2 separate regions of the Homo sapiens genome follow, and region 2 is linked to region 1. Evidence: read pairs that join two places in POLR2A ChIA-PET (ENCODE). Cell type or tissue: A673. All regions are shown on one strand. Each heading gives the region's core, and the rest is flanking DNA. Links, peaks and the distances in the headings are about the cores only. Region 1 overlaps SAP30-DT (SAP30 divergent transcript). Region 2 overlaps GALNT7 (polypeptide N-acetylgalactosaminyltransferase 7).

Region 1 (13,232 bases), core at 2,699-10,698:
TTAACCTAGCACCATTTATTTAAAAATATCATCCTTTCCCAACTATACTGTACTAAGACTTTTGTCATAAATCCGGTGACTTTCTATGTGTGTCTTTTCTGTTCCCTTGGTCTGTATGCCTGTTGTCTCACCAATATCACACAGCTTAACTGTTGCCATTTTATGATAATCTTGATATCCAACATTTGATGTCTGGTCTTCCAACTTAGTTGCTCTTCAAGATTATTGGCTTTTCTTGGCCCAGTGCATTTATACACAAATTTTAGAATCAGCCACATTCCTTAAAAACCTGCTGAAAATTATGTTAGGATTGCATCCAATCTACCCAGCAATTTGGAGTTTTTAAACAATGTTTTTTATTTTACTTTATATTTTACATATGCCATTATTTTACATATTACATTTTTTTTCTTTCTGATTTTTATACTTTGGGGGGAAAGAAGGGCTTTATTACACTGGAGGGAACCATCAATACATCAATACAAGTTTGAATAGGAATGTGATGGTGAATCTCCTTGTCCTAATCCCAATCTCAGGAGAAAACTTACTTCCACATTTCACTTTAAATACAATGTTTGCTGTAGGGCTTTTGCATATATCTTTTATCAAATTATTGATGGTCCCTTTTACTACTTTGCTAAAAGTTTTAAAAATTATAAATAGGGGTTTAACTTTATCAAATGTTTCTGCATCTTGGGATGATTGGATGATTTTTTTTTTCATTCCATTAATACAGAAAATAACGTTGATATTTATTTTTTATTTTATTTTATTTTATTATTTTTTTGAGATGGAGTCTCCCTCTGTCACCCAGGCTGGAGTGCAGTGGCATGATTTAAGCTCACTGCAAACTCTGCCTCCCTGGTTAAAGCAATTCTCCTGCCTCAGTTTCCCAAGTAGCTGGGACTACAGGCACATCCCACCATGCCAGGCTAATTTTTTTATTTTTACTAGAGACGTGGTTTCACCATGTTGGCCAGGCTGGTTTCAAACTTCTGATCTCAAATGATCCACCTATCTCGGCCTCTCAAAGTGCTGGGATTACAGGTGTGAGCCACCATGCCTGGCCTTTTTATTAATTTTTGAATGTTAATCTTGCATTTCTGGAAGAATGCCAAATGGGCCATAATATCATCGTTTTTGAAACTTGCTGGATTTAATTTATCAATAATTTGTTCAAGATTGTTGTATGTATATTCGTAACAGAGACCTGCCTGTAATTTACTTTTCTTGTAAAGTATTTGTCAAGTATTGTTGCCAACACAGTTGTTAGATTTAGCAAATAACAATATGGGAAACCCAGTTAAATTTGAATTTAAAGATAAATAATGAATAATTTTTACTATATCTTGTGAAATATTTTATACTAACAATTATTCATTATTTATCTGAAGTTCGAATTTAACTGGGCAACTCTAGTTACCAAGGTTTTGCTTACTTCATAAAACAAGTTCAAATATTTCCTCTTTTGTATTTCCTATTTTGTATTGAAGAGTTTGTGAACTTTCCAAATATGTGATAGAATTTATTTTTTTTTTTCAGACAAAATCTTGCTCTGTCTCCCAGGCTGGAGAGCAGTGGCACCATCTTGGCTCACTGCAACCTCCACCTCTTGGTTCCAGCAATCCTTCTACCCCAGCCTCCAGAGTAGGCGGGATTACAGGTATACACCAGCACGCCTGGCTAATTTTTGTATTTTTATTAACAGTAGAGATGGGGTTTTGCCATGTTGGCCAGGCTGGTCTCGAGCTCCTGACCTCAAGTGATCCACCCGCCTTGGCCTCCCAAAGTGCTGGGATTTACAGATGTGAGCCAACATGCTCAGCTCATTTGATAGAACTTGTAAGTGAAGCAAAACATGCTGAGAATTTTATTTGTGGGAAGGCTACATACAAACTCAATTTGCTAATAGACAGAGGAACATTCAGGTTTTCTATTTCTTTATCTGTCAGTTTCATTAAGATGTTGATATGGTTTGGATCTGTGTCCCTCCCCAATTCCCATGTTGAATTGTAATCCCCATTGTTGGAGGTGGGGCCTGGTGGGAGGTGACTGGATCATAAGGGCAGTTTCTTATGAATGGTTTAGCACCGTCCCCTGGCTGTTCTCATGACAGTGACTTCTCACAAGATCTGGTTGTTTAAAAGTGTGTAACGCTTCCCCTTTCCCTCTCTCTCTCGCTTCTGTTCCTGCCACATAAGACAACTGCTCCGGCTTTTCCTTCCACTATGATTGGAAGCTTCCTGAGGCCTCCCCAGAAGTAGAAGCCACTACGCTTCCTGTACAGCCTGCAGAACCATGAGCCAACTAAACCTCTTCTCTTTATAAATATCCCAGTCTTAGGTATTTCTTTATAGCAATGCAAGAACGAACTAATACAGAATGTGTTTTCAAGAAATTTGTCTGTTTCATCTGAATTTTCAATTGGATTGACTATGATATTTCTCTTTTTTTGTTTGTTCATTTTTGATGAGGGGATCTTACTATGTTGCTCAGGCTGGTTAAAAACTCCTAGACTCAACCAATCCTCCCATTTCAGCTTCCCAATAGGTGGTAGGATTTCTAGTTATCTTGATTTGTTGAGTCTTTTATGAAATATTCTTTTTGTTTTTAGTAGTATTATCGAAACAAATTTGACTTTGTCTGCTATTAGAGAAGTCATATCAGCTGTCTCTGGTTAGTGTTTTTATGATAAACTTTTTTCCATCCTTTTTCTTTCACCTCTGTGCCATTTTTATGGCATATCTCTTTAAACAGCATATGATTGGGTTTTTGATTTTGTAACCAGTCTGACAATCTTGGTCTTGGTATACTTACTCAATATATTCGAAGTTAAAACTACCACATTACATTTATTTTATATTTGTTCTATTTGTCCTATTTCATTTTCTTCTTTCCCACTTTAACAAATTATTTTTATCTTTCAATGCCCCCCTCCAGTAGCTTGTTATTATAGTTTTTAAAATTAAACTTTTACTCTTAATTGCATATTGTCATACAGTTGTAAGAAGCATTACAGAGAGACACTGTGTCTTTACCCCATTTTCTCCAATGACAATATTTTGCAAAACTGTAGTACAGTATCATAACCAGGAATTGACATTGATACAGTCAAGATACAGAACATTTCCATCACCACAAGGATCCCTCAAATTGCCCTTTTATTGCCTCACCCACTCCCTCCCGTCCCCACTGCCTTCTGAACACCTGGCAACCACTAAGCTGTTCTTTATTTCTATAATTTTGTCATTTCAAGACAAAATATACAAAAAGGCATGGGCTTATATAGTATGTAACCTTTGGAATTTTTTTTCTTTTTTGAGACGGAGTCTCGCTCTGTCGCCAGGCTCGAGTGCAGTGGTGCGATCTCAGGTCACTGCAGTCTCCACCTCCCGTGTTGAAGCAATTATCCTGCCTCAGCCTCCAGAGTAGCTGGGACTACAGATGTGCACCACCACACCCAGCTAATTTTTGTATTTTTAGTAGAGATGGGGTCTCACCATGTTGGCCAGGATGGTCTTGATCTCCTGACCTCATGATTTGCCCGCCTCAGCCTCCCAAAGTGTTGGGTTACAGGCATAAGCCACTGTGCCTGGCCTGGAATTTTTTTTTCCCCCACTCAATGTAACTCCCTGAAGATTCATCCAGGCTGTTGCATGTATCAGTAATTTGTTCCTTTTTATTGCTGAGTAGTATGGTATGGATTTAGAACAGTTTGTTTAGCCATTCACCCAGTGAAGGACATCTGGGTTGTTTCTAGTTTGGGGATATTATGAATAAAGCTGCTATAAACATTAATGTATAGGTTTTTGTGAAAATGTAAGTCTGTATTTTTCTTTCTTTTTTTCTCCCTACTTACCTTTGGAGAAAGTCCTTCATTTTTCTGAGGTAAATTTCCAAGAGTACAATTGCTGGGCTGTGGGGCAGTTTCATGTTTAGGTTTTTAAGAAATTGCAAACTATTTTCCACAGTGGCTGTATCATTCTACATTCCCAGCAGCAATGCATGAGTGATCCAGCTTCTCTGCATCCTTGCCAGTATTTGGTGTTGTCACTATTTTTATTTTATCCAATCTGATAGGTGTATGGTGATATGGCATTGTGTTTTAATTTGCATTTTCCTAATTGCTAATGATGTTGAATATCTCATTTGCTTATGTGCCATCTGTAAACCATCTATGGTAAGTTTTTGTTCATGTCTTTTTTTTATTTTCTAATTGGACTTTTATTGAGTTTTGAGAGTTCTTTATATATTACAGATATTAGTTCCTTGTCAGATATGTGGTTTGCAAGTATTTTCTTCTAGTCTGTAATTTGCCTTTTACTACTCCTAATGCTTTTCACAGAGGAAAATGTATTAGTTTAGATAAAGTTCAGTTTTTCCTTACATAGATCATGCTATTGCCGTATGTTAAGTCTAAGAACTCTTTCTTTATGCTTGTATCCCAAAGATTTTCTCCTATGTTTTGTCTAAAAGTCTTGTAGTTTTACATTTTACATTTAAGACTATTATCTATTTTGAGTTAATTTTTGTGTAAGGTGTGAGACTTAGGTTTAGTTTATACACTTCTTTATTACAATAACTGTCTTTTATCAGTTGTAGATAAATCTTGGCTATTATATCTTCAAATATACCTTTCCCCTATTTTCTCTCTTTACTTTCTATGACTGGAGTTACATGAATGTAAGAAATCACACTGTTGCATTTATTTCTGATGGTCTTTTTTGTAGTTTGCACTTTCCCATTTCTCTGTGCTTCTGTTTTCTACTTATCTACCTTCCTTTTCTTATACCAGCAGCTCTGTTTACCTTTTTAAAAAATAATGCTCACTCTTCCTTTTATTCATACTGTCTTTCTAGGATTATTTTCCTTCTTCCTGAAGTACATAATTTAGTAGTCCCTTTAGGGCTAGTATGTTGATAGTCTCTCAATTTTCCTTAAAATTTTTATTTGCCCACATAGCTTTTCTGAGACAAGGTCTTGCTCTATTGCTCAGGCTGGAGTGCAGTGGGATGAGATCGTAGCTCACTGCAGCCTCAATCTCCTGGGCTCAAATGACCCTTCTGCCTCAGTGTCATGAGTAGATGAGACTACAGGTGCCTTCCATCATGCCCAGCTGACATTTGTATTTTTTGTAGAGATGAGTGCCCCATTATGTTTCCCAGGCTGGTCTTGAACCCCTGGCCTCAAGCAGTCCTCCCACCTCAGCCTCCCAGATTGCTGGGATTACAGACCTGAGCCACCACACCTGGCCTGCTCATAGTCTTGCAGTTCAAGAATGGCAGTTATTTTCTCTCAGCACTTTATATTATAGGTATTTTTCCACTGTTTTCCAGCTTCCACTGTTGCTGCTGAGAAGTCTGCCATCAGTATAACTGTTTTCCTTTGTAGGTGAGCTTTCTTTTCTCTCTTGCTTCTTTTAAAATTATTTTTTGGGCTGGGCATTGTGGCTCTTTTAAAATTATTTTTTGGGCTGGGCATGGTGGCTCACACCTGCAATCCCAGCACTTTGGGAGGCCTAAGCGGGCAGATCACCTGAGGTCAGGAGTTTGAGACCAGCCTGGCCAACATGGTGAAACCCCATCTCTACTAAAAATACAAAAATTAGTTGGGTGTGGTGGTGCACACCTGTAACCCCAGCTACTCTGGAGGCTGAGGCACAAGAAATCACTTGAGCTCAGGAGGGAGAGGTTGCAGTGAGCCAAGATGGTGCCACTGCATTACCGTCTGGGCGACAGAGCAAGACTTTTTCTCAAGAAAAAAAACATATATATATATATATATATATATATATATATACATACACACATATATATTTGACATCTGCAAGTTCACCTTGAAGTTATTGTGGATTTCTTTTTATTAAGCTACTTGGGTTACTTTATGCTTCCTAAATTTGAATTCATATCATTCACTGTGAAAAAAATGCATCAAAAATACTAAAATAGTGCCACTTTGTGCTTTTCTCTATTTCCTTTTTCTAGGACTAATTAAACATATTGCAATATTGATAAACATTATTCTATTTCCAATGTTTCTGTTTTATTTTTAAAATATTGTTCATCTCATTCTTCTGTGATTCAGTCTAATTTCTTCAGCAAAATATGTTAATTTTATTTTTAGCTTTATCTCATCTGTGTAGCTCATTCATTAAAATTTCAACAACTATGTTTTTTTCTTTCTCAAAGATCCATTTGGTTGTTTTCAGAACTTTTTTGTCATTCCTGATAGATACCTGTTGCTTCCTCATCTTTCTAATTTCATCCTTTTTCTTATTAAAAATGTTTGTATTCTGAATCTAACAATTGTAAATATCTGAATTCCTTGGGTGTTCAATGGTGGCTTGCTTCTTCACGTGCCTGGTCATCTCTAATTTTGTACTTATATTTATTCCATCAATCTGTGATATTTCTAAAGTAAGATGCTTTCCCTCAGTAAGGATTTCCATCTGTTTCTGCCAAGAGACAAAGTATGCTACCATTTTAGTTTCTTTAAGGAGTCCCAGCTTAATGTAGTATCCAGTTTGGTTTCCTTTCCTTTTTGTGGGCCTATAGGTAAAGATTACAATTCAAACTTCTGCTTTGGGCATTTGTTTTCATGGCTAATTTGCTTCCCAGGTTTACTTACCACTCAAATTACCATGCCTGAGTCTAGCTGATGATTGGTATCCCTACCAATCCTCATCCTCCGCCCCCACCCTCTGACTTATTTTGGTGTCAAGGAAAATTCCTTAGATATTTTTCCCATTTTCTGTCATCCTAGGAATGCAGTAAAAATCTATTTAGAACTAATTTTGAGGGGATCATAAAAATATCTGAGTATCTAGGTCACCAAAGTGATGAAAGCTGCAATCATACATCACTCTGTTACATGGAAAGACAGAAAAAAAGAAAAAAGGCCAGCTTGGAATCTGAAGACTGCTTTCAAATAAAATCACTGCCTTTCATTAATTCGTTCATTCATTCTGATTCAAACTTACAGGGATTTATGTACCAAATGCTTTATTAAGGGAGAAGAAAAGGAGCATGTCTCTACCCTCTGGAGGTCTAGGCAAGGTTACAGATACTAAACTAATAGGCTAACAAATATATATATAATTACAGATAGTGATGAATGTTATAACCGGTGATAAAAGAGGAAGTTGGATAGTAACTTTATATTTAAGCTTAAACCTGAAGTGAAAGAGCCAGCCACGATGAGAGAGAAGATAAGAGCATTAAACACAGAAGCAATAGTATGTGCCAAAGTCTTGAGGCAAAAAATATTTTGGTGTTTGACAAACTAAAAAATAGTTCTATATAGCTATAGTATAGGGAGTGAGAGTGAAAGTGGTAGGGGATGCAGTCAAAGAGATAGGAAGAGGGCAGGCTATGCAGGGCATTGTATGCAATGATAATGTATTACATTTTATGTGGAATTGGAGGCCATTGAAAGATTTTATGCTGGAAAGTGGATTAACCTGTTTCATGTTTTGAGATCACTCTGGCTATTCTGTGGAGGATCCAATGTTAAAGTCAAAAGTCCCTGGAATCAGGTAGACCAGTTCAGAGTCTATTGTGGCTTGAGCTTGTGTGATGATAGTAGAGATGGAGATAAGTGGATGGTTTCAAAATATATTCTGGTGAGAGAACAGGAGATGTGTTTTTTTGAGTAAGCAAAGTGGCTCTGCAGAAGATCACATACATAACTGGACAAGCGACTTTAACTTGTATCTGAAAGACTATCATCTCACTACAGCTTTCTTGGTGATAGAGCCCTCTTGAGCTTCTTTAGATATGTGTCAAAATGTCAAACTGAATATTGATGGAGCCAGCACAGGTAGAGAGCTGTAGGAAAAAACCGTGATCTTTCTTTAGTTAGAGGGGAATCCAAAATAGTTAAAATGTGAATGGCCAAATACTTACTGCTTATCTCAGTTTTCTGATGAGTTACTATAATGAAATAATCTAGTCCAGAAATAAATGACTTGTCTTGGGCTTGCTACGCAAAAGAAGAAAAAAATGCTATTAAAAAAGTTATTAGCCAATGGCTGCATATAATAGAATATCTATCTAACAGTATTATTATGAGTTTATTTTTCTGACATATAAGAAGACTGAGAGAAGATGGTTACTGGTAATGGTTCAGTAGTTCAATAATGTCCGGGTTGATGTCTACAATTTTCTTGCCTTTCTCTTATGCTACTGAGAATAGCTTTCTCATGATTGGTTTGAACCCGCAATAATTTATCATTACCTTTTTTATAATCAAGATATTTTTTAAAGTAAGAAGAAAGGAGAAAATGGGTTTTGGGTAATTAACAGAGTTCTGAACAACAACCTAGATTTAAGAATTTTAGACAAAGGTATAGAACAAGACCATGCTACTTTATAGTTTTCAAACATAAAGGTTTTTAGAAGTTAACAGTAATGAGTTATTGATATGAATTATAAGTTTAAAAACACCTATTAACCTAGAAAATATTTAATGAATATTTAATAATCATTACATTGAAAAATTCATCCAATAAATATTTGAGCCTATGCATATGCATAGCACTGTACTAGGCCTTAGGAGAGATGTAAAAACATGATATGCACCTCCTGCCTTCAAGAAACTCCTAAACAATAATTTTTGGTATTACATTTTATATTTTATAACACTCTCTCATAGGCGTTCTTTCTTTTGAAATTTATAACTCCATGCATTAGGCAGATAAAATTTTTACCTGATGAAGAAGTTGAGACAGACCCTGCTCTTGTCTCTCTGGCCATTACCACTTCAACATTGATTTCTTGACCTGAGGGCTTTCTCCAAAGCTGTGGAAGGCAGCTCTGTCCCTATGTGATCAGGGCAATTTGGAAATGCCTGGGAATTAACAAACTCCCACTCTAGCAGCCTTCACCAAGTGACTGGAAAGATTTGTTATATAGATACCCCAGCTCACTTGGCCTTCAGATGGGATAACTTTGAGGCCTGTGTTTTCCCAGAGTTTTCTCATGGGATTATGCTCCAGTCATTATAAGTGGTATCTGGCTTGATACCGCACCCTTTATTGACTGTTTTCCCTTCTTTGTCTCGCTTCCCCACCTCCTACTGGTGTTTCCTGCATCTCTTAGATAAACTATTTGCAACAAAATCCTTGTCTCAGGTTTCTATTGAGCATTTCCACTAGGTTATTTCCCCTAATACCTGCCCTGAAAGTGCCTGGCTTAATGAGGGGGGCACACGATTCAAATCAAGCCAGTTGGAATCCTTCACAGGGAAATTTTGTCCAGTCTGAAATACTGAGAAAGGAACTCTCTTCCTTCATCCTTGTTTCATTTTGGTTTTGCATCATTCTATTTCGAGTAGTGTCCGGCACAACGTAGAAACTTAATCTTTCTGGAATATTTAATGAATCCAATTCCTACAATTTCTTTCCTGCCAACTTGCATTCATCATCAGCCATTAATTTTAAAATGTATGAAATAATGTTGCTATAGCATATCATAGTGTCACTGCATACTGTAGTAGTTAAGTGCATGGACTCAGGAGCTAGACTGCTTGAGATATAAACTCTGCCACTTGCCAGTTGTTTGACTGTGCTGGTTATATTTCTGTTGTCTGTCAGTTCCATTCTCATTCTTTTACTCTCTCTATATTACAGAGTACTGGAATTCTAAATATCATTTCCCAGATTCACTTGCCAATTTCTTTCCGGTTCAGTTCTGTTAATGGGAGATTCAAGGCCAAGAGGATGGAAGGCATTTTTGCTTTTCTTCTGGCTCCGGCCTCTGCAATGCTGTGCTCTACTACCCTGACTCCAGGAGTGGCCCGAATAGGGTGAAGGATGCATAATCCTCAATTATGCGTAAGTGCATTTTTTCAGTCTAATTAGAATTCCAGGCTTTAAAATTAGATGTATATTTTGAAAAGTATATCTGAAAATTTCATAGTTTGTGAATATATTTTTAAATACAGTCAAAATACTAAGCACAGTAACAACACGATTTAGAGGACAAAGTTGTAAATATGCCACCTTTATATTTATAAGAGTATTTACACAAGAATTTGCAGTTTTAAGTCGTTATCAATCATTGAGTTGATATAAGGTCAATATAGTATTAATATATCACCTACACAAAAGCAGATAAAAAGTTATTTTCAGCAGGGCATGATGGCTCACACTCGTAATCCTAGCACTTTGGGAGGCCAAGGCAGGTGAATCACTTGAGGTCAGCCTGGCCAACATGGTGAAACCCCACTTTACCAAAAATACAAAAATCAGCCGGGCATTGTGGCGCATGCCTGTAATCCCAGCTGCTTGGGAGGCTGAGGAAGGAGAATCACTTGAACCTGGGAGGCGGAGGCTGCAGTGAGCTGAGATTGTGCCACTGCACTCCAGCCTGGGCAACAAAGTGAGAGTCAGTCTCAAAAATTTACAAAAGGATGATTTCCTAATATGAAAGTGACAGATATTCATCTGAATATGGGCCAAATGAACATTTCTATTACAATTCAAGAACTACAGGCTGGGCGCGGTGGCTCACACCTGTAATCCCAGCACTTTGGGAGACTGAGGCAAGTGGATCATGAGGTCAAGAGATCGAGACCATCCTGGCCAACATGGTGAAACCCCGTCTGTACTAAAAATACAAAAATTAGCAGGGCGCAGTGGCACGTGCCTGAAGTCCCAGCTACTTGGGAGGCTGAGGCAGGAGAATTGCTTGAACCTGGGAGACAGAGGTTACAGTGAGCCAAGATTGCGCCACTGCACATCCTGGGTGACAGAATGAGACTCTGTCTCAAAGAAAAAAAAAAAAAGAACTGCAGAGACTCTTATGGTGTCAATTTAAATCTACTTATTCTTCCTACCTTTTTTGCCATCGTTGTCATAGATTCTACTTGTCCAGTTTATAAAAATCCACAAGACATTATTATTGCTGTTTTAAGAAGGTAATACTCTTTTAAAATTTACATAATTACCCTTGATTATGCTTTTTTCCTCCTTCTAAGGATTTGAGATTATTTTCCTTAAGTAGGATTCCTGGCAGGGAATTCTCTCAACTTCTGTTTGTCAAGAAACATCTTTATTTTGCTGTAATTCTTGAAAGCTTTTTCCCTGGATATGGAACTTGAGGTTAGCAATTTTTTTTTTTTCCTTCAGCGATCTAAAGATGTCATTCAATAGGATTCTGGTTTCCCTAGTTCTGTTGAAGAATCAGCATTTAGACTTAACTGTTGCTGTTTTGAATTTATTTTTCCTTTTTCCTCTGGTTCCTTTTAAGATTTTCTGTTGTTAGTTTTCAATACTTTTTATTATGCTGTGGTCCAGATGATATCTTCTATTAGAGATGGTTTGACCTTTGCAATATTCTACCTATTGCTAACAGGGAGAAAGTTAAAGGATTGATTATCTCAATCCAATTAGAGATTGAGCTGTGTCCAGGCTAGGCTGCAAAGTTTTAGTAAGACCCTTCCATCTGTGGCTTATTTCTTTTGCTCATACATTAAGACATTATCACACAGTCTTTTGATTAAGGGATTGACAGTCTCTGTCTCCTTAGCCCTGAAAGACTATGAAAAATTCATTTCTGCTCTTTGGAGGGTTTGAACTTGTGTCTCTACATTCCTGCCTAAACAGTTTCAAAAAATGTCAAATGTCTTCAGGAAAAGACAATGATGAGTTTGTGGCAGACCCCTCCCTCCAGCTAGACTTTTGTCCACTAAACACTGTGAAACCCTGGGACATTTAGCTTTGTCTTTTAGAAGCTTCTGGCACAACTCTCTAGTCTCCCATACCACCTCGGCATTCAGCTAATCTGTGGAAAATAGGCCAGTACGGATATTTCAGAGTCCTTTAGTTTCCAACTGATTGTGCTAACCCCCACCAATACAACTGACAAATGCTTGCTGGAGTCTCTTTCATTTAGTCAAAGTCCTTCTAGAAGCCTAAGCCAAGTTAGACTGACTTCAGTTCCATGCCTAAAATCTACAGAATGTTTTCAAAACTCATCAGCATACCTAGGAAGGTCTCTTTCCGGTCTGGAATTTTAATTTGAGTTATTTTTTGATTGCTTCAACAGATCTCCAATGTATTTTAAAACATGATTTTTACAACTTGTCATTTTTTTTTCTAATTGTAGTAGAGGCTTTTAGAACTAAGTAACTTTCTTGTGGACATTTTGCTGCTGCTTCTTCTAATTATTATTTTTGAGACAGAGTCTCACTCTGTAGCCCAGGCTGGAGTGCAGTGGCTCAGTCATAGCTCACTGCAGCCCCTGTCTCCTGTGCTCAAGCAATCCTCCTGCCCTCAGCCTCAGTAGTACAGACTGCAGGCACGCATCACCAAGCCTGGCTAAATTTTTTTTTTTTTTTTCAGTAGAAAGGAAGTCTCACTATGTTGCCCAGGCCGGTCTGGAACTCTTTAGCTCAAGCAATCTTCCTGTCTTGGCCTCCCAAAATGCTGAGATTACAGGTGTGAACTATTGCACCTGGCCAGTTTACCATGACTTACAAAAATATTGTTTAAATAGGAAAACAAAATATCTTTGACTATTTAATTGTTTCGCATTGAAAATGTTAGCAGCAGAATGAGAGGTTTTCATTTCTTCCTAACCTGTGCTTCACTTCTTCAAAGATAGAGTGTTAAATTATTTCAGTAAATTGAGTTTTTGGGGTGAGTATACAGTTAGGCTTCAGAATTGGTGATCTACCCACTAGTGGATGTGCCTGTTTGATAATACTTCAGTATACTGATCCTTTCCCTCTCATAGCCTTTAAAACAACTTGAAAATATTAAGCTCCAATGTAAGATTTATCTTTGAGAAATTGTGTGCAGAGTAATGGTTTTCGGTTTTTTACATTGTGCAACTCAAGAAAGCAATTATTTTATATGCAACTAACTTTATATAAAGTATATTTAATGTTGGCTATGAGTTAGTCAATAAATAAGAATTATCAAGACCTTTTTCTTGCTTTGCAGAAGAAGGGCTTAACAAAAAAAGTGTATATTCTCTTTCCATCAGTATTTTCCAGTCTGGTTTGATGACCACAGATTATGAAAAGTCCAATTTTTAGGAAAACTAAATAAGTGCTAGGAATTTCAATAACTGGCATTAACACAGATCATTCCTGTCAGATTACACTGCTTTAGATAAATTCCAGTTTATCAACAGAATAGCTATTTAGAGGTGTTAGAGGACTACTTTGGAAACAGCTTCACTAACTCATAATTAGTTTATTGCCTAATGTTTATATTTTACAATTCA
Region 2 (11,900 bases), core at 836-8,835, 110 kb after region 1:
GTAGATCAAGGTTATTTATGTAATAAACTTTTTGACATTTTACTTTTTAACTATCAAGAGGTCTGTTCTCAAGAAGGAATGCTTATTCAGTGATACTCTGGTTTATCATGAGTGTTATTTGTCATTCAGGTTACTATTTATATGCATCATTAAAAGATAAAAGAACTGTCCTTTCTGTTATCCGAATATTTATTACAGGTCTACTATATGCCAGGTACTCTATATAAAAGTGCCATGTTATAGAAAAAGGCCTTGCCTCTAAGGGAGTCACAGCCTGGAGGAAGGGAATGCCTGAGCAGGCCTAAGTGACCTGATCTGCGTTTTGAAAATAGTAGAGGCTCCCCAGTACATAGGCGGTGGGGATGTAAGGTGGGGCATGAGGAAAAGGCACAAAATCATAAAAACACGGAGTGCTTAGAGAATGCCAAATCATTTGCTATAACAGAAGGGCAGGAGATGAAACTTGAGATACTGGCAAGTTCCTCAGAGGGTCTCTTAAGAACTGCTGAGAGGTTCAGACTTTATCCTCTTACATGGGAGCCATGAGATCAAAGCTGAATTTTGGAATGAGTACTCGGATAGAGCAAATGAGTGGGAAGAGAAGCCAAGATGTTGTCAGAGAGATAAGAAAAAACTTAAAAATAAAATACTACAGAAGGCAAAGTAGGAGAGAATTTCAAGGCAGGAGTGGTCAACAGGGCTAAAAACTGCAGTCATGATGTTGAAGTAACAAGAATGACAAAGTCTGAAGGTATAGGCCAGGGAAGTATGGTAATGGCAGTGCTGCAGTGGGGCTCGCTCGCCAGCTCTCTGATAGACAACGGTGGAGGCCCCAGGAGCATGGAACTAGAAAGGCCTCTGGACTCCTCACGGTTCTCTCCTACCCAGCTAGAGGATGGATCTGTCATACTGCTTTCTACCTTCTAGAGCACACAAAGCATTTTTGTGATCCCCTTGTTGCTGTGCCCTAGACATTCCTTTCAAATGCCTAACTGATGGTTTAACAAATATGTACTGAGTACCTACTATGTACCAGGTTACAGAGATACAAAGGTAAGCAAATACATCCCTGCTTTTGTGGCTCTTTCTGTCCAGTGGGGCAGACAGATAAACAAATAATCATATAAACATGGTGCTGTAAGAAACTTCAAGGAGAATTGATCCAATTTAGGAAGTTAGAAAAGGCTTTCTTGTGGCCGGGCGTGGTGGCTCACGCCTGTAATCCCAGCACTTTGGGAGGCCAAGGCAGACAGATCACGAGGTCAGGAGATCGACACCATCCTGGCTAACACAGTGAAACTCCATCTCTTCTAAAAATACAAAAATTAGCTGGGCGTGGTGGTGGGTGCCTGTAGTCCCAGCTACTTGGGAGGCTGAGGCAGGAGAATGGTGTGAACCTGGGCGGTGGAGCATGCAGTGAGCAGAGATTGTGCCACTGCACTCCAGCCTGGACAACAGAGCAAGACTCTGTCTCAAGAAAAAAAAAAAAAAGAAAAGAAAAGAAAAGGCTTTCTTGAGAATGAGTACATCACTGAGCAAAGATCTGAAAGAACAGAAGTTACTTAGGTGAAGACAGGAGGGAAGAGTATCCCAGGTAGAGAACGTGTTGTGCAAAGTGCCTGTAGAAGGAAGGCCTATGCCAAGCAAGAAGGACTAGATATGGCTGGAGTACAGAGTGAGGCGTGCCTGGGGCAAGGTGAGGCTGAAGATTAGGTAGTAGCTAGATCAAGCCAGGCCTGGTGTCCATGGTAATGCATCTGGACTTCATCTGAGAGCAGTAAAAAGTGAGTTAATAGCTTTAATGTACCTTGGAAGGGACAGAAGCATTTTGAAAACAATCCCCTGGCTGAGTAGTAAGAGAACAGACCTGGAAACAGGCCAGAGTGACTGAGGATAGATTCCAGAATAGACAGCAGTAGTCTGGATAAGAATCTTGGTGGTGGAAGAAAAAAAGTGGAAAGTGGACAGATTCAAGGGTTAATTAGTGTCTTCGCCCATTTGTATTGCTATAAAGAAATACCAGAAGCTGCGTAATTTATAAAGAAAAGAGGTTTATTTGGCTCACAGTTCTGCAGGCTGTATAAGAAGCATGGTACCAGCATCTCCTTCTGATAGGGCCTCAGGCTGCTTCCATGCATGGCAGTAGGGAAGGGAAGCAGGTGTGTGCAGAGATCACATGGCGAGACAGGGAGCAAGATACAGAGAGAAGGAGGTGCCAGTTTTTTTTTGTTTTCTTTTGTTTTGTTTTATAACCAGTGCTTTTGGTAACTAACAGAATGAGAACTCACTTATTACAGTGAAGATGGCACTGAAACAATACATGAGGGATCTGCCTCCATGACCCAATCACTTCCCATTAGGCCTCACCTCCAAAATTGGGACTCAAATTACAACATGAGGTTTGAGGGGACAGACATTCAAATTATAGTAATTACGAAGTAAAATGAGCAACTGTTTTCTTTTGCTATCCAATCATGATGGATTGGATATGTGTGATGAAGGAGAGGGAGGTATGAAGAATGACTTTAAGATTTGTAACTTATACAACTGGATACTATTCACTGAGAGAGGAAACACTGAAATAGACCAGAATTGAAGATGATGAGTTCCCTTTTAGATATGCTGAATTTCAAGTGCTTCTGAAACATTCAAGAGGAGACAGAAACAGAATTTATAGCTCAGTGAAGAGGTCTGGACTGGAGAATATAATTTGGCACAAATCTTTATGCAGATAATAATTGACTCAAGAGCCAATAAGACGAGTGATGGAGAGATTATAAAGTGAGAAAAGGAGAGGATCTTGGATCCCGCCTTGAGGAATTCACCCCTTACATGATGGATGGAAGAGGGTGAGACTATAGAAGAGACAGATGACTAGCCCAATATGTGGAAAGAAAACCAAAAACCAAAACAGTGTGTTCAAGACACAGGGCACGGTGAACTATGTCGAGAAGCCAAGCAAGATGAGGATTGCATTTGGTAACGTGAAGTTGAAGCTGACTGATAACTTCAGTGACAGCTGTTTTGGCAGGGTAATGGTGTCAAGAGCCCAACTGGAGTGAGTGGAAGTGTGGAGTTGGGAGATGTGGAAACGATACAAACAAGAATAGACAACATTTTTTGAAAAATTTGATTTGCCTGTTAAGGGATGAATAGAGATGAAGAGGCAGCTGGAAGAAATATGAAGTGGAATGAGAAAATTTAGTTTGTTTTTAATAGGAAAAGCTTGAAGATTTTTAAAAGCAAAGGCAAGGGTGAGACATTAAAAAGCATGTGAGAGAAGGGGTAATCAAGTGCACAAAGTTCTTGAGAATGAAGAAGGGATGGGAGCCAAAGCAGTCATGGGGACTGGCCTGGCTGGGAGGCGGACAACCCCTCTGATGTAATAGGAAAGATGGAATTGGTGCAGATACTGGCATTGTTCTCTTCTTTGGGATCCAAATCCTCAACCACTGCAGTCTGAATTAATCCAACAGTGTCTCCCATTTAATCTATTCTATATATTGCATTTAGACTTAGCTCTGTTAAATACTGCAGATATATGAAAAAATACTCAACATCACTAATCATCAGGGAAATCCAAATCAAAACCGCAATGAAGTATCATCTCATCTGAGTCAGAAAGGTTCTTATCAAAAAGACAAAAAATAACAATGCTGGCAAACATGCAGAGTAAGGGAACTCTTATACACTGTTGGTGAGAATGTAAGTTACAACAGCCATTATGGAAAACAGTATGGAGGTTTCTCAGAAACCTAAAAATAGAACTACCATACAACCCACCCATCCCACTACTGGGTATTTATCCAAAGGAAAGGAAATTAATATATCAAAGGATACCTGCACTGTCATGTTGACTGAAGCACTATTCACAATAGCCAAGATACAGAATCAACCTAAGTGTCCATCAGTGGATGAATGGATAAAGAAAATGTGGTATGTATACACACAATGGAGTACTATTCAGCCACAGAAAGAAATCCTGTCATTTGCAGCAACATGGATGGAAGTGAAGGTCATCATGCTATGTGAAATAAGCCAGGCACGGAAAGACAAATACCACGTGTTCTCACTCATACGCGAGAGCTAAAAAAGTGGATCTCACCGAGGTAGAGTAGAATGATGGCTAACAGTGGCTGGGAAGGGGAAAGGGGTAAAGAGAGATTGGTTAATGGGTACAAACATACACTTAGATAGAAGGAATAAGTTCTAGTGTTCAGTACCACAGTAGGGTGACCATAGGGAACAACAATTTATTGTACATTTCAAAATAGCTAGAAGAAAAGATCTGAGGCATTCCCGACACAAAGAAAAGGAATGTTACAAGCTCACACCTGTAATCCCAGCACTCTGGGAGGCTGAGGCAGGAGGATCTCTTGAGGGTAGGAGTTTGAGACATGCCTCGGCAGCATAGAGAGACCCCCATCTTTACAAAAATTTTTTTTAAATCAGCAGGGCATGGTGGTGTGTGTCTGTAGTCCCAGTTACTTGGAAGGCTGAGGTGGGAGGATTGCTTGAGGCCAGGAGTTCGAGGCTGCAGTGAACTATGGTCGTGCCACTGCCCTCCAGCCCGGGCAACAGAGCAAGACGCTGTCTCTAAAAAAAAAAAAAGTTCAAGGTAACAGATATCCTAATTACCCTGATTTGATCATTACACACTGTATGCATGTATCAAAATATACCATGCCCTCCATAAATATGTACAATTCATATGTATCAATCAAAAATTTATAAAAACCACTGCTTTCTAGTATATGTCAGGGATTTTTTTTTTTTAAGAGACTGAAAGTCTCCCTAACCAGGCTCAAACTCTTTGCCTGGCTTCAGTGTTACCCACTATGTACTCACTCAAGGTGTCCCTGTACTCATTAGTCAGTCACGTCCCTTCAGGAGATGATTTTAAAAAATTATTTTCAGTCCTGCCTCTAGGGTTTGCTCACTTACCAGCCTTAGCCTACAGCACTGCCCTGCTTTCCTCCTCTCTTCCTTCTAAGTTCAGTTCCAATTCCATTTATAAAGACTCAGCCCCCACCATCTGCTCTAGTTCCAGTGATATTTTTCCTCTTATGAATTTCTACTCAATATTTTTATAATTCTCTAACTGTCCTATATGTTAGTTTTTCTTCCCCAACCAGACTAAAAAGCTCTAATTGAGGAGAGTCTTAGTATTTTGCTCCTTTTGCACAGGAAGAGCTTCTGTTATGTGTCTTCCTTTCTCCTAAATTCTGTGCCATTTCTAGTTTCCTTATTTCTACTCCCATATACAAAAATAATAACAGTTATTCAACAGGAAACATGTTTCCTGGCCTCCATATATTTAAAGGAGGGCCTGCCTTATGTTTTTTAGATGGATTTTTGGGGCAACAGCAGTGCAATTTTTGATTTTAAAAAATAAAACTACTAGACACCGTTAAGTATGTTACATACTCCAATCCTCGCAACTATCCAGTGAGACAGGACCTGTAATTTTACTCTCACATTTTATAGTTCAGGAAGCCAAAGATTAGAGAGGAGATCATACATCATTAAGTCACACAATCAGTAAGCCACTGATGTAGGTTTGAACCCTGGCCTGTGACTCCTGATCCTGTGCTGGTGGCCACAATGCTAAACAACTTCAAGAAGACTGCTTGATAATGACTTCTACTTTGTAGAAACCCAGAAATTTACAAAAACAATTAACTCGAGGGGCCTTTAAAACATGCGATTAATATATACTTTAATGTCTCTTTATTCTGCTTTTTAAAATCATGTTATAAGGCTATCTTTGGCAACCAGTTACACCAAAGAAGCCAATTCTTACACTGCACAATGAGATCTGCCTGTCAAAGGTGTTTTGTTCCTTCAATGTGTTAGGTCATGATTTCCCCTGACAGCTTGTGAAATAAAGGGAAAAACATTTTTAAAAATTTGATACAAAGAATTAAATCAGTCTGTCCCATAAGTAAGGACTAAAGTGCTTTTCAACCTATGTTAAGCAGACTGTTCCAACTGAGGTACTACTGTGAATTTTTAGATGTTCAAACTATCGCTCATGAATACTCTTGCCTTTTTGTGAGCAAAAGTAGTGCTGTGGCTATGGAGGAAAACTAAATTATTCACAATTGAGCCTATTCCTATAGCTTTGCTGATATTCTACTCTAACCAAAAATTTATCAAATGCCTGGTTCCATAAAGACAGCAGAAGATAATTACACTATCACAGAATAATTTACTATATTTCCCAGGACATGCTAACTATATTATATATAAGACCAGAGTTCCATTTTTCTCCCCTCCCATAATGTAAGAGGTATCAGTGAGAGAAAGGGAGAAAACCCCTCACAGAGTACTTATCCAGAAATACAACCAACAGTCTGTTTTCTAGGACACATGAAAATGTTCACTATGAAACCCAAGTGAGGATTAGGAGTGACATATCAAAACACTACTTTCATACAGAATAATATGGAATGTTTTCCTAATTTAATTTCTGATTTATATAGTAAACAGATTATACTCATATTAAAACATTAAAAATATGATAGTTAACTTTAACTTTCCCTTACTTTCTATTTCCATTTCTTCATCTTGCTACCTACCACCTTTTAGATGAAAGAAGCAATATTCTAATTTTACCATAACCATGTTCACAATACCAAACCATTAAAATAATCATTTTATTTCAAAAACTTTTTGGCACTTTGAGAGAAGGAAACATAGCAGTAGTTAAGCAACAGGAAGCAACTCTACCCATTAACTGAAAGAATATATAACATATGCTTAAATTTAGCTGGTCTGACACATTCCAACCAACCTCAGTTGATGAACATAAGCTGCTGAAGTGGTGCAACTGAAATTTGCTATCTGTTTGCAACAAAAGGTGAAGCTCTGGCAAATAATATGCAATAATTTATTGGAAGACTACACTGGCAAGTCTCACTGAATATCTCAGTTTTATTTTGCCATACTCTTCTGATGACCCTAAGTCATACAGGTTTTTTGTTTTCTATTGAAAAGGTTCCCTTCTTTTACCTGGTATAATGAAGGTAAGCAGCACATTTATCCTGGTATCTACAAATAAATGAAAAAGGAAGCATGTTGTTACTATAGCACACACTTAAGACAGCCTGCCAATGTGTCAGTCAAAGCATTGTCAAAGTTGGAACAGAACCTCCAAAGGCTTACCAAGAAAAATGGAGATAAAAATGAAAAAAAAAGTAGTAAATCAATTTATCAGAGAAAGTATTTCATTGAATACTGACTTCCATCATGAAGACGACTACAAAGACTACGATAATACGATGAGGAGAAGGTAGAAGAACCCATACAATGAAACAAGCATGATTCTGCCTGCATCATACGTATCTCTTTTAATTCCTGCAACAACTCTTTGAGCTAGATACCACTATTACCCCATTTTACAGTTAAGAAATCAGAGGCACAGAGTTTAAGTAACTTGATAAAAGCCGTGCTCCAAGGAGGCAGTAAAGGTAGGATTCAAATCCAAGGTCTCTGGCTACAGATTCCATGTTCTTAACTATTATACTCTCTCTAGGTCGAGGGAGGCATCCATGCTTTTCATATCCTTAACTAGAATTTCTAGGGAACTTCTAGCTAAATAAATTGATAGTTATCTTTGTAGACTATTTAAATGCTAAAACAAATATATTCCTTAGAATCACTGTTAATTTCAATACATTTATTTCAATAAAAATTTCCTTTATTTTCAAACCAATAAAATACTACTAACTAGAATTCATAATAAAGCAGCTCAGGAAAGGCTACTGTAATAGAAGTAAAAACTTACTATGACGCCCACTAGGGTAGGTGAATATTAAGATGTAATAAATTGTAATATGCAGGAAATGATATACTCATCTCATGTGACTTGACTGCTACAGATAAAAATGAAATACTTTATTTTCAGCTAGTCACTTTGGCACATAGGACCATTAAACTGAGCTACCGTGCTTGCTATTGTGATTTTGCAAAAACACAAAATGGTCTTCAAAAATCTGTTGTCTGCCACTGACAATATGAAGTAAATAAAATAAGGTTTTCAAATTGACACCAAAGAGGAGTTGGCCACCCTTTCCACTGCCTAAGGCATGTTAGTATTCCTGAAAGGCATCCTCAATTTTGGTCACATGCAGATCTCACTAAGATCATTATTTTCAACAAATTTCTTGCACATCTACTTCAGGGTATGCTTACTGGTAGGGTTCCTGGAAGTTAAAAGGCAGTGATGACCTCAAGAAGCATAAAATCTGTTTTTCATAAACATACCAGTGGCTCTTAACCTTTTTAGGGTCACAAAGATCTTAGACCCTCCTAGGCGGGGAAAAAAAGTAAAAACAATTTAATGTTGGTAGAGTTTTTTTTGTAAAGCCATCTGGCTGTGAGTATCAAAATCTTTAAAAGCATTCATTCCTCCTGACTGCAAAATTTCAGACCTGTGAATATATTCTAGGGACACAATTCTAATTACAGAAGAGACATTATGCAGAAATGCTCACTGCAGCCTGTATACTAGCCAATCTACTAGAAACAAACAAAATGCCCTTAATGAGAACAGTTAGAAAAATTATGCTAACTGAACTTAACACAACTGAATAGTATATAATTATAAAACGTTCAAAAAATAATTTTTGTAGAAAATCTTTATATATAATATTAGTTTGAAGAAGTAGAATATACACATTGAATATACATACTGTTTACACCACATCACCTCAAATATGCAAAAATAATAATGGGGCATAGAAATGACTAGAAGAAGAGAGAGTAAAAGCAGTTTTCTCTGGTGATGAGCTTTTGGGTGTTAATTTTTCTCATCTCTTGGTTTTCCTTATTCCCTACATTGAGCACTGCTTGTACAAATTTTCAAAAAATTGTTAAGCTTCCTGTTAAATTTGTTTTTAAAACTATTTATTCAGAAAAAAATTGACCTGCTAGAAAACATTTTATATAACTTGAATATTTTTTCCATAAGGAAGCTCTTTATCATAGTAAGCTATAAAATTTGTTGGCTGCCAAAGGGGTCATTTTACATAATTTAAGGAACAAACAGAAAACACATGACTAGCACAGCTGAAAAGAGGCTCATAGAAACAATATTTATGGCCACAAAATGACTAGGCTGAAAGTTCACACACGGCATAGCTAGCAATGTTTTTCACTTGAGAACACAACCAAACTTGGGGTAGCATTTAAAAAACAGAAACAAAAACCCTAGCTTAAGCGATTTTTTTTAAAAGGTGCAAAAAACACAGAATGCAGTGAAATCAATTATTAATCACTCAATTATCCATCACTTAAAAGCAATGAGAATCATGCTGCATGACCTCCGCCAACATGAGACATTCATGAGATAGAAGTTCAAGTCCTACACAGCACTCTATGTGAAGAGGCACACATCCTTATAAAAAAGAAGGAGGCCAGGAGTGTTGGCTCAGGCCTGTAATCCCAACACTTTGGGAGGCCGAAGTGGGTGGATCATGAGGTCAGGAGATCGAGACCATCTTGGCTAACACGGTGAAACCCCGTCTCTACTAAAAATAAAAAAAATTAGCCAGGTGTGGTCGTGGGTGCCTGTAGTCCCAGCTACTGGGGAGGCTGAGGCAGGAGAATGGCGTGAACCTGGGAGGCGGAGCTTGCAGTGAGCCAAGATCGAGTCACTGCACTCCAGCCTGGGCGACAGAGCGAGACACTGTCTCAAAACAAAAACAAAAACAAACAAACAAAAAAGAAGGAAACAAATGCTCTACCTTACACTTTGCTCTTTAGTGATCTCTCCTACTTACCTGCTCCCAGGTTCAATCTTCCTCAAGATACTTCTTTAAATGGAGTTACATTTTAAAATTTTTAAATTAAATTAAAAATTAAGGTTAAATTAACAGTTTTTCTCTCCAAAGTGGTAGATATACATGGTAAATTGGAAGCAAGGAATTAAAAGGAATGGTTGGACTAATTTTTAGGTTATTTTTCCTTATTAGATTGGCTTTTAACCACATATTAAAGCATATTTGACAAATGCATAATTTTAAGGCATTTCATTTCCAGTTTAGAAAAATTATTAACCAAAGAAAATTATGTTGCTGGGTACTGAGTTTCAACATACTCAGAAATGATTTATTTTTTAAAAACTATAGAACAAACATATTTAAAGTATTTCGAGGTCTTCCAATAAAAATGAAGACCAGAAATACTCCCAAAGGAAGAAGAGAACAAATAGTGCATTTGTAACATAGCCTCACCTCATTTAAATGGAAAAATCAGGCATTTCTTATGCTGAGAGCACATAATCCCATATACAAGGGACCAGGTACACCAGAGGCAGGAGGAGGTGGACGTGTTTCTCTACACCAGGGAGTGATAGCACACACAGCCCTTCTGCCTCCAAGTTCACACAGAAGACAGACAGTTGGGACAGTCAGCCAGCAAGCTGAGAGTGAGTAATTTTCTCCACCAGAAAATCACGGGATGAAGGATGTATGCTGAGTGTCAAAGAGGACGCTTTAACAAAGAAGGGGTTGAAATTGAGGAGATCCTAAGCATGGATTAATATGAAGACTTTCTCTTGCATTGACCTCTTTGAGAACCTTCTCAAGAATGGCTGTAAAGACAAGCAGAGTAAAATGTTGAGGACTGGAGATGCTAAACGCCTGATGTTTAAAAAAAACAGCAAGTTACTGCATAAAAATATTTTGGTTTATCCGATGTAATATAAGGCACGGAGTTAAAAGCTGGTACAACTGGGTTAAAAAAGACTTTGAGTTTATGGTGAATGACATAAGAGCAAATGCCTCTAAATATATATATTCTTCAATGGGAAAAATAAGAAAAGAATAGCCAATAGGGAAAAAGTCTTTATCAAGAAAATTTGTTTTGAAGAAATTATAGCAAATTTACTGGAGATGTGGTGGACACTGTGATCAGCGATCAGTTCTACCCCAGAAGCCCTTTCAGGATTAAAAAACTTATTCCCCTGGCTGCAGAGAGTGCCAGCAGAAGAGGGTCCCCATCCAAGATCAAGCCTCCTTCCAGGGGCAGTCTGCACACAGCGATGGGTCAATGCAGAGGTAAAAAGGCCAGTCCTCTTGCTCCAAATTGGAAGGACTTTGAACAACTACCCTAGCTCCAGAGCTCTCTGTGGGGTTGGTTCAGGACTTGGTAGAGAACCACTTCATAGCTCAGCTTCACTGAGTGGTTGTGGTTGCATCTCCTCCCTTCCAAAGGTATTGATCCCCAGAGATCAATTCTGTTAGATCTGTCAGGTATCTCTAACAACATAAGGCATCCAAATCTCAATCTCAGAGTGCGCTTCCTGGGTAACCCAACCTGTGGCAAAGATAAAACTTGTGTTTTCCTTAGAAAGTAGCTCATTAAGCAGAGTACATATATTTAAGTCAGTTTCCTCATTTACAAAATTGGAATATTAATATATGAGCACAATAAGGTTCCTGCAAGGATTAAATGAGGCACTACATAAAATACTTTGAGTGCCTGGCAATGCTAAATATGCAATAAATGCTAGGCCATTATTAAATAATGTTTTAAATCCTGTTTTAAAAAACAGGATTACTGTTTAAAATCTTCTGAAGAACTGTAAGGAAGATATTGAGGATAATGATAGCCTATGAAAAGTTACTGTTCATGCCAGTAGCTTCTAAGCTCCCTATACCATCTTCCTGCAAATTCTTGATTTTTCTTTTTACTTCCCAGTCAACCCTTTTCCCATTTCCTTAAACATTTCTCCCTGTGCCCAGTAATTCTGTAATTACATTATAACAAAATTATAAAAATGTCTAAGAAGGAAAAAAGAGGGGAGGGAGGATTGAGAGATATGACCCAAAGTAAAACAGATTTCACATATTCCAGCAGTCCTGAGGCTGACTAGGGCAGGAGATCATGGATTG

What was found. Peaks named below come from ENCODE experiments on the same cell type or tissue, not always from the same donor. Only the 100,000 strongest peaks of a DNase experiment are listed, where the experiment ranks them.
Region 2: POLR2A ChIA-PET joins it to region 1 with 7 read pairs; 4 of 35 experiments call an interaction of 5 or more read pairs at or near these places.

What each region holds. Positions count from the first base shown.
Region 1 is chr4:173,339,797-173,353,028 of GRCh38, reverse strand. SAP30-DT (SAP30 divergent transcript) reads left to right here. Exons shown (of 4, transcript NR_183973.1): 3 at 1,543-1,663; 4 at 2,202-3,798. Among named protein-coding and RNA genes, the nearest start is that of HMGB2, 12 kb to the right of the region's middle. In A673, for the core only: no CTCF peak of the experiment used is centred there; no DNase peak of the experiment used is centred there; H3K27ac peaks cover 480 bases.
Region 2 is chr4:173,225,148-173,237,047 of GRCh38, reverse strand. The region is part of intron 1 of GALNT7 (polypeptide N-acetylgalactosaminyltransferase 7); the gene reads right to left. Among named protein-coding and RNA genes, the nearest start is that of MIR548T, 37 kb to the left of the region's middle. RefSeq lists enhancers at 9,862-10,377, 10,378-10,894. In A673, for the core only: a CTCF peak has its summit at 4,927; DNase peaks (open chromatin) are centred at 4,937 and 6,787; H3K27ac peaks cover 2,504 bases.